2 separate regions of the Homo sapiens genome follow, and region 1 is linked to region 2. Evidence: chromatin loops called from intact Hi-C (ENCODE). Cell type or tissue: Caco-2. All regions are shown on one strand. Each heading gives the region's core, and the rest is flanking DNA. Links, peaks and the distances in the headings are about the cores only.

Region 1 (4,394 bases), core at 177-4,176, 54 kb after region 2:
GCTGATATCTTCATCGCCAGGGTTCTCCAATTTCCTCTCTCTTAGCCATTAAGAAGTGCATCAGACCTCACTATGGAGCTCCCAAGAGAAGTGCTAGTATGTTCTAGTTCAAAAACTAAGGAGATTGAAAATAGTTTTCCCATCAAATTGCCATTTTGGTCTTAAAAGGTTTTCATTGTGTTATGAGGTTTGCGCTAGAATTCAGACATCTTGATAATGAAAACTCTGTGTTGATATTGGTGAACCGAAGTGACTAAACTGCTACTCCCAGGGCAGAATTTGGTGTGCAAAGCACACGACAAAGACAATATAAAAATTATTTTATTTCTTTTTTGGGTTTTGGTTGACATGGATTTTGTTTATTGCCTCCACATAATTCTATCCAATGGGACATATTATAATCATCACCTATTTATGGCAAGGCATTGTTCTAGGCACGGAGGATACAAGCAAATGCAAAACCAAGTCCCTGCACTCAGGACTTTGATATTCTATGAATATTCTACAAGATTCTGCAGAGGTTATACCAGTTATTACATATAACATCTCAGGTAGGTGCTATGTGACATGAGAACAATGAAACCAAATAAGGGGGTAGAAACTAGCAAAGGGTGCATTTCAGTTAGAGTGGCCAGGAGGAGGAGGTGCCACTTTCACAGAGATCTGAGAGAAGCCTGTGGTTATCCAGAGAAAGAGACTCCAGTGCACAGGGAACACCAAACTCAAGGCCCTGAGACAGGAGTGGGTTTGGCAGAAATAGCAGAGGCCTGTGTAGAAGGATAAAGGGAGCAAAGGGGTGAATGGAAGGAGATGGGGTCAGAAAAAATAGCCGAGATCCCTAATGAGCTCTGCAGGTCAAAATAAAAACTTTGGACATTGGGAAGCCATGAAAAGGTTTTGAGCAGATGAGTAACATAATCTGATTTAGATTTTTGAATTTTTAAAATTTATTTTTTTTAATTATTATTTTTAGGCTGGGCATGGTGGCTCACACCTGTAATCCCAGCACTTTGGGAGGTTGAAGCAGGTGAATCGCTTGAGCTCAGGAGTTTGAGACCAGCCTGGGCAACAAAGTGAGATCCCATCTTTATAACATTGCAAAAATTAGCCGGATATGGTGGCATGTGCCTGTGGCCCCAGCTACCTGGGAGGTGGAGGTGGGAGGATGGCTTGAGCCTGGGAGGCAGATGTTGTAGTGAGCCAAGATCATGCCACTGCACTCTAGCCTGGGTGACAGAGCCAGAACCTGTCTCAAAATATGTATAATTATTATTTTTTTTAAAAAAATAGAGACAAGGACTCACTCTGTTGCCCAGGCTAGAGTGCAGTGGCGTGATCATAGCTAACTGTGACCTTGAACTCCTGGCCTCAAGCAATCCTTCCACCTAGCCTCACAAGTAGCTAGGGCTACAGGTGCATACTGCTACACCAGCTAAGTTTTAAATTTTTGGTAGAGATGAGGTCTTTCTATGTTGCCAAGGCTGGTCTCAAACTCCTGGCCTCAAGTGAACCTCCCACCTTGGCATCCCAAAGTGCTGGCATTATAGACATGAACTGCTGCACCTCACCTGATTTACATTTTTAAATGACATCTTGGAATCTATAATTATCTCAAAATAAAAGTTTTTTAAAAGATATCTCTGGCTACTGAGTGGAGAGATGACTGTAGGGGTTATGGTAGATAGACTCTCAGATGGCCACAGTGATCCCCACCTTCCGGTGCTCCTACCCTTTAGCATGAGTACACACTCGATTTGTTAACTCACTAATGAGGAATTGAATATGACAGAAGCAATAGGATGTCACTTCTGAGATTAGACTAAAAAAAGACTGTGGCTTCCATCTTGAACATCGTCTCCCATATTCTCTCCATCCCCCACCCCCTTCCCTGCCATCTTGCTCATTCTGGGTGAAGGCAGTTGCCACATTGTGAGCTGCCCTGAGGTCTACACGATAAGAAGCTGAAGCCTGTGACAGCACATGAGTGGTCCTGGAAGTAGACCCCCCAACCCTAGTCAGAAGTCTGAGGAAAAGACCTAGCCTGAGCCTAGTCCAGGACTATGTGACAGAGATTAAGCTGATTCCAGAAGGCCAGGAAAGTGGAGGTGACAATGGTAAAGACCATGGGTTTTCACGTCAGGAAGGTCAGGGTAGGAATTCCAGCTCTCTATTGTTAACTGTGTGACCTCAGTGAACTTATTTAATCTCTTCAAGCCTCAGTGTTCTTGACTGCAAAATAAGGATAATAAAAGTACTTACCTTTAGCGCAACACTGGCTGGTTGAAAGAGTTTGCTAATATGTATTTTCCTTAACACAGTGCCCAGCACATAGTAAGTTCTCAACTGATGAGCCTGGAGCGGCCACGATGTGAACTGTCACCGGCCACTGCTGCTCCGACTCCCTGGAAGCACACAGGGTGATTAAAGGAGGCGGCAGTGCCCTTTATCTCAAAGCAAAGTTGCACTGCTGTGTCAGAGATTACAAACAGTGAGGTGCACATAATCCCTGCGCAGCTATTCTTCTAGGAAAAGCTGTGATCAAAAGCCTGCTTTAGCCCATCAGTGAACACAGCTGTAGGTTCCCTCAGCTCTCTTCCCACCCTTGATAAGGGAACCTTTAAAATGCCTTAAAGGTAAGCCCTGCTGCTGAGCTGAAAGAGGTCCAAGTGGGGACAGGGCTGATTCATTGGAGAAACAATGCTCCACAGAGTGTCAGTCCTTCCAGCCACTCTGTGCACACTGTGTCACCACATCTGCTTCTTGGCAGCTACTGTCTGCTTTGTGACCCACAGATATACAAAGAGACAATGCAGAGAAAGGCAGGTCAAGATGCTGGTGGATCAGTGGAGGACCAAGTGCACACCAAGGCACCCACAAAGTGCTAGTTAAGCCCAGGGGCTGACTGTCATGCCACGGCTGTGAGACACACGCCTGCTTGGATGGCACACCCCTGTCTGGCATTTGGGGCCTTGTCATTAAGAGCTAATGCATAGCATCAAAAGGGAAGACTGGCTCAGCAGCAGGTAAGTTCAGGGACAATCATCACAAAGTAAAGCCACCAGCACAACCCTGCTAGAAAGAATGGTCATCTTCATGGATTATGACACCACAAGCCAACAGCACATGAAAACAAGGAACAATGATATCGATGGGCCAAACAAATATATGCAAGCATATGTATGTATTATATATAAAATATATATATATATATAGAATTAGCATATGTTATCATAAAAACTAAATGCTAATGTTTACCAGGTTCAAGAGGCCAAAGAGATTTTTTTTTTGAGATCGAGTCTCACTCCATCGCCCAGGCTAGAGTGCAGTGGTGCAATCTCGGCTCACTGCAACTTCCGCCCCCTGGGTTCGAGCAATTCACCTGCCTCAGCCTCCCAAGTAGCTGGGATTACAGGTGCCCGCCACCACACCGGGCTAATTTTTGTGTTTTTAGTGGAGATGGGGTTTCACCATGTTGGCAGAGCTGGTCTCGAACTCCTGACCTCAAGTAATCCACCCACCTCGCCCTCCCAAAGTGCTGGGATTACAGGCGTGAGCCACCGTGCCCAGCTGAGAATTTTTTTTAAATGCTAGTGTTTATAGCAGAAAATAACATCTGGAAAGAACAAAATGTTTGTCTCATGTGTACATCTAATCTTCAGGTTCACCATTTAGTTAAAGATATCCACCTGAATCCAAGAAGATGTCATCAGGCTTGTATTTCTGTTCTAAAATGGAAGATTTCAGAAATTCAAATGTACTTGTAAATCTCAATATGCTTCATTTTGGCCTATAACTGAGCCATAACCTCTGCTAACACCCATAAACAATTATATTTGGAAATAGAAGTATTGAAAGTTACACAATTTGCAAATTTTCTTAATATTCCTCCTCTCTGTGGATCTTTGCCAGCATTCTGTCATTTCTAATCTATGGTGTCAGCTTGACAGTTAAACCAAACAAAAGCTAATGTTTTTGGCAGGAGAAAATAATCAGCACATCCATTCATTAGCATCCTCCTCACACATTCTTTGTCAATTATAAATATTTGCTTGAGCTAAACTCTGTCACCATCATTGAAGCCATTACTGCCTGTAACTTAGTGATATATTTGAAGAGTCAAGCTTCTGGCATTTTGCAGCTGGGGCTCCAGCATAATCAAAATATTCATAAACTAACACTTGGGTCCCAGCAGAGTATCTTACTCGAGATAACAAATGATGATCCTAGACAATGGAACTACAAGTCAAACTCTGAGTCATGAGTTTCATAATGGTGTTTCTGGGCTATATCCATTAGCTTCTGATAAAAGCCTTTTCAATTGCTATTTGGGGACATTTTTAGGGGACATTCAATTACACGGTTGGACTTGTACATTGGCAGATGCTGCAGCATTC
Region 2 (4,394 bases), core at 183-4,182:
CAGGAAGCCGCTGATCACCCACTTCAGGTGTTTTCTATCTAATGGGAGCCTGCCTTTCTCTGGTGCCAGCTGTGTCCAATTATTATTTTAGAGTGACAGTTAACAACAACTTGAGCATCACCTGATGGTCACCTGACATTCCTTGTGGGGACCTCTCCTACCCTGCTCATGTCTGCCCAGCTACCTACTTTTACACCGGGGGTAATAGAACTAGGGTGTTTAGTACCATTAGATGCAATGACCTGTAAAGATTGACTGAGTAACTGCACATATGTCCTGTTTCCTCTTTTATCCCTAAAGCATATGTTCTCTGAGATCTCCCAATCTACTATCCACTCCCCAAGAGGGCGCTCTGGAACCAGGACACACTCAAATCACCTAGTTTTAAAAACTCTCCAGATGAGCAGTGCTGCCTCCATGATATTAACCAGTCAAATCTCCAAGAGGTCAGACTCCTGAGGTCCAGGGTCTCAGCCAACATGTGCGAGCTCCTTGGCAAGCTAACATTTTGACACTGTTTCAAATTAATATTTTAAAAATATTCTAGGATTTTCAGCTTAATGTTTGCGGGAGATGACAAAATGTTCGGGCAGATGGGTGGAGCAGGAGGACATGGATGCCAGGACTCAGCATCTCCTCTGTTGACCCAGCAATCCTGCCTTGGCTGCACCTCACTAAGGGAAACAAAAGCTTAGTGTTAATTGCACTCATCTTCCTTAGACCGTAGTTAGTTGACCAACTATTTTTATTCAAGGGTGCCTCTTAGAGGTTCTAATTCTCAATCCAAGTGGCTGTATAAGAGCTTTATTTCTTTGAACCACATGCAGTACTTTCCCTGAAAGGAATTTGGTGAGTGTAATTTTCACCTCTCATTATATTTCCAATGAGTTCTTAGTGCGCTTGCGTGCACGCATGCACACACACGATCAGGACTCCTGGAAATTGCCATATTAGTCCATGTCTTGATCTAATATTGCATGGACAGAATTTCACATGGGTCATTTGTTGTCCTAGTACTTTTTAAGTTAGCTTAGTGCAAACAAAACACAAAACTAAAATAATTTACCTCCTAAAGAATTCAGAGCAATTTAGAGAATGCATCATAAAAGATTGCTTTCAATTTTTTAAATTTTGTTTCTTTTTCAAGTTGGGGTATTGTTCTGTCACCCAGGCTGGAGTGCAATGGCACCATTATGGCTCACAGGTACCTCAAACTACTGGGCTCCCGCAATCCTTCCTCCTCAACCTCCTGCCACCTGCCACTGTGCCTGGCTAATTTTTTTTTTTTTTTTTTTTTTGGTAGAGACAGGGTCTTGCTTTGTTACCTAGGCTGGTCTCCTGGGCTGAAATGATCCTCCTACCTCAGCCTCCCAAAGTGTTGGGATTATAGGCATGAGTCACCGTGCCCAGCCCAACTCTCAAATTATATCACACAGGCAGGAAGTGTCTGATAGCAGGTGGCATAGGCTCTGTGGGACTGTTTTCTTTTAAGAAACAATCTCTCATCATCAACATGCTTGAGGCCCCAGGAAAGGTCTTTAGTGCTTTAACTTGGGCACTCTGTGTTTGTCCAGCTGCACTGACATTTCATGGTGTGGGTGAGTCAGTGGGGAAGGGAAAGGCAGCAGCCATGAGAGGCAAGCCAAGGATATGGAACCTCTGGAAAGAACCAAAAAGATCAATGGGTGTCCTGCCTTTTCACCTCCCTATCCACTGGATTCACTTGATAGTAGTAGCAGCAAAAGAGCCATCCAGTCAGTAGGGACCTGCCTGGTCTGCAACGAAAGAAGGAGGCTTTCTGGGCCCTATTTCGTCAAGAGAAGGATTTAATATTTCACTTAGCCAGACCTCCATGTTCAACTGAAGGACAGACATCCCCGTGGATGTCTAAGCAGACATTTATCCTGGCAGCTGTGGGGCCAGATTCCTGGACTTTATGACTCAGGCTTTTTCAAAAGCAAAAAAACACTACAAGAGAAGGCCCTCATTATTTAAAAAGAATTAAGGATTCCCAGTTCAGGCAAGTCTTCCAGGGTCCTAAACTGGGGATCAGTCAGGTGAATTCAGCCAGTGATTGGTTTGGTTCACACAACGTTTTATTTTTTATTTTTAATTGGCAACCCCTGCACAAAGCAACAATACTGGAGGTAGGGTTTCAGGATTTAGACTGAGGCCCACAAGTGTTTTCTGAGCACTCTGGATGGGCAGGCTCTCTGATAGGCCGGTTCTCTGATAGGCCAGTCTTCCGGTCACTCACTCTAGTCCTGCCCAGTGACCTTGAAATAAATTGCAGCGCAAAATAGCAGAGTGCCCCACCTTCAGAGTGTTTGAGACTTTCCCCTCCTGAGTGGAAACACGGAGGCTCAGAGCAAGATTAGGAGAATCAGTCTTGGCAACAGATAAAGGGATCAATGGAAGAAGGAGCAGCTGAGGCCTGGGGAAATTTACATAAGCCTGCTAGAAGTAGGGGCTCAGAGCCTCAGAAGGGACAGTAAGAAACCAGACCAAAGGAAAACATCTGTAATGAGCTGTGAGGACCAGTGAGCTGCAGAGGTCAGAGCAGGCACCTCCCCACCTACAGAACAATCAAGCAGTTGCCAAAGCAAACCTTTCTGCAGTTGGGATTTATTTTATTGTCATTCTTCCCTTCCCATGGCTGCTGAGCCTTTGAAGTAATCCTCAGCGTGAAAAGATAGGAGGATGTGCACATAAGAGGCCCTTTGAAAAAGCCTTAGGGAAAGTAGCCAAGCTCCGGAGGGAGCAATTGTAAAGTGACTAGAACAAGGAAGTAGGGAAGGACTGTGGGGAGACCAGGCGGGTAGCTTAAAACCCTTGCCATAGCAAGCCTTTTTTAAGTGGCAAGCCAGAAGGCCCAGCCCAGTGGGCCTCAGCCAGCACTTGGGCTCATGGTCCTATTTCAGCATGAAATTCATTCCTGTGACTGCAAGGGAGCCGAACAGTACAACGATCTTAATGACTGTATTGCAAACCACAAAGGATCTATGTTCATGAATAAGCAATAATCAGCTGAAAACATATTATGTTTACCACAAAAAAAAAAGGCGGAAAGAGCACAAAATCTAGTGAGTAAAGTGTAGGCAGCAGATAGTAATGTGGTAGCCGATGTTCATCCCCTTGACCACTCTCATCAGGCCCAGAGACATGGTGCTTACATTTGCTCCAGTGGAGACTGGATAGAAAGAGTAGAGATGCAAAGAAAAAAACAACCTTAGCTTTTTAGGGAAAACACTAAGGGCTCTGGCATAAAACTGGAGAGATTACAGGGGGTATGTGAATATACAGAGCAGGTACCTCATCTGCTCTGCCATCATGACCAATAAAGAGCTTTGAGCCAGAGAGAGGGAAAAGAGTTTGCAGTCAAGGAAAATTATAAATTATAGCATGAAGTCCCTGTACTGTGCTTCTATACCCTGGAATACATCCTGGGGGAAGAGTGACCAGATGCCCCATGAAACATGAAGAGATCCAAGGCAGAGAGAACTCATGTCCTGTTCTTCATCTGGATATTTGATGTCTGTTTGGAGAAGGCCAACAGGAAAATGGTATGGAAGATCTAACCACCAGAGGGCCAATAGCTGACCCCATGTTCCTAGTGGCTTCCAAGTGCCCCAGAAGATTTTGCAGGTAACTGAGAGAGAAAGAGAGGAGCAGTGCTGCTCCAGGATTGCTTGGGTCAAAGTGAAGATCCAAGAAGTAGGAGACCTGGATTACGAGACTTGTGTCAGTGATGGGAGAAAGTTGCGGCTGCAGTCTTGGAGGCATCCTCAGCTCCGTGGTGCTAAGTGGGAGCAGAATGGACACTCATATGAAGATGGGCTCTCACCATCTGTAGGAGTAAGCACCATGGGCTGTGCGCACCAAGAACAAGGCTGGTCCAGGTGACGTGGGATGGGGTGGGGGCTGTGATAGGAGACCAGAGTGGACCCATTTTCCTCCTCTGGTGGCTTCAGTGGGATTTTCCATAAGCCTCCAGGAGTTTAGGATAGACACCACAAAAAGGGGAGGAAGAAAACCCTGAGGAAGGGGGAATATAACTGAATTTCCAATTAGAAGATACTGGAAAGTTACTGGCTGGGGCTGAGAAGACCCAGAAAGTAGCATTTGGAATATGATGATGAGAGCTGGCACAGCTCTGGGAACTAATACCACTCAGGGTCCCTAGGGAAAGTGGAGGAAGTACTTAAGTAAGAGAAAAGACAAATTAACTTGTCAGAGCCATCTGTTAGGTAGCTCTAATGCAGTAGATTCTTGCATAATGAAGTATCATTTAGTAGTAGTGGTGAGTGCCCACTTTCTTGCTTCTTTTCAGATTCCATTTGGTGGATGCAAAAGTATTCACAGATTAGCACAGTATTTGCAACAGTGGCACATGA

What was found. A loop is a pair of places that touch in the nucleus more often than their neighbours do. Peaks named below come from ENCODE experiments on the same cell type or tissue, not always from the same donor. Only the 100,000 strongest peaks of a DNase experiment are listed, where the experiment ranks them.
Region 1: a loop joins it to region 2, with 6 times the contacts of the local background. A loop is called at or near these places in 1 of 110 quality-filtered maps.

What each region holds. Positions count from the first base shown.
Region 1 is chr4:98,798,906-98,803,299 of GRCh38, forward strand. The region is part of intron 2 of LOC105377343 (a long non-coding RNA gene); the gene reads right to left. Among named protein-coding and RNA genes, the nearest start is that of EIF4E, 130 kb to the right of the region's middle. RefSeq lists a silencer at 2,353-2,647. In Caco-2, for the core only: no CTCF peak of the experiment used is centred there; a DNase peak (open chromatin) is centred at 2,506.
Region 2 is chr4:98,745,221-98,749,614 of GRCh38, forward strand. No RefSeq gene overlaps it. Among named protein-coding and RNA genes, the nearest start is that of TSPAN5-DT, 89 kb to the left of the region's middle. RefSeq lists enhancers at 2,235-2,785, 2,786-3,336. In Caco-2, for the core only: a CTCF peak has its summit at 389 (motif pointing right); DNase peaks (open chromatin) are centred at 381 and 2,521.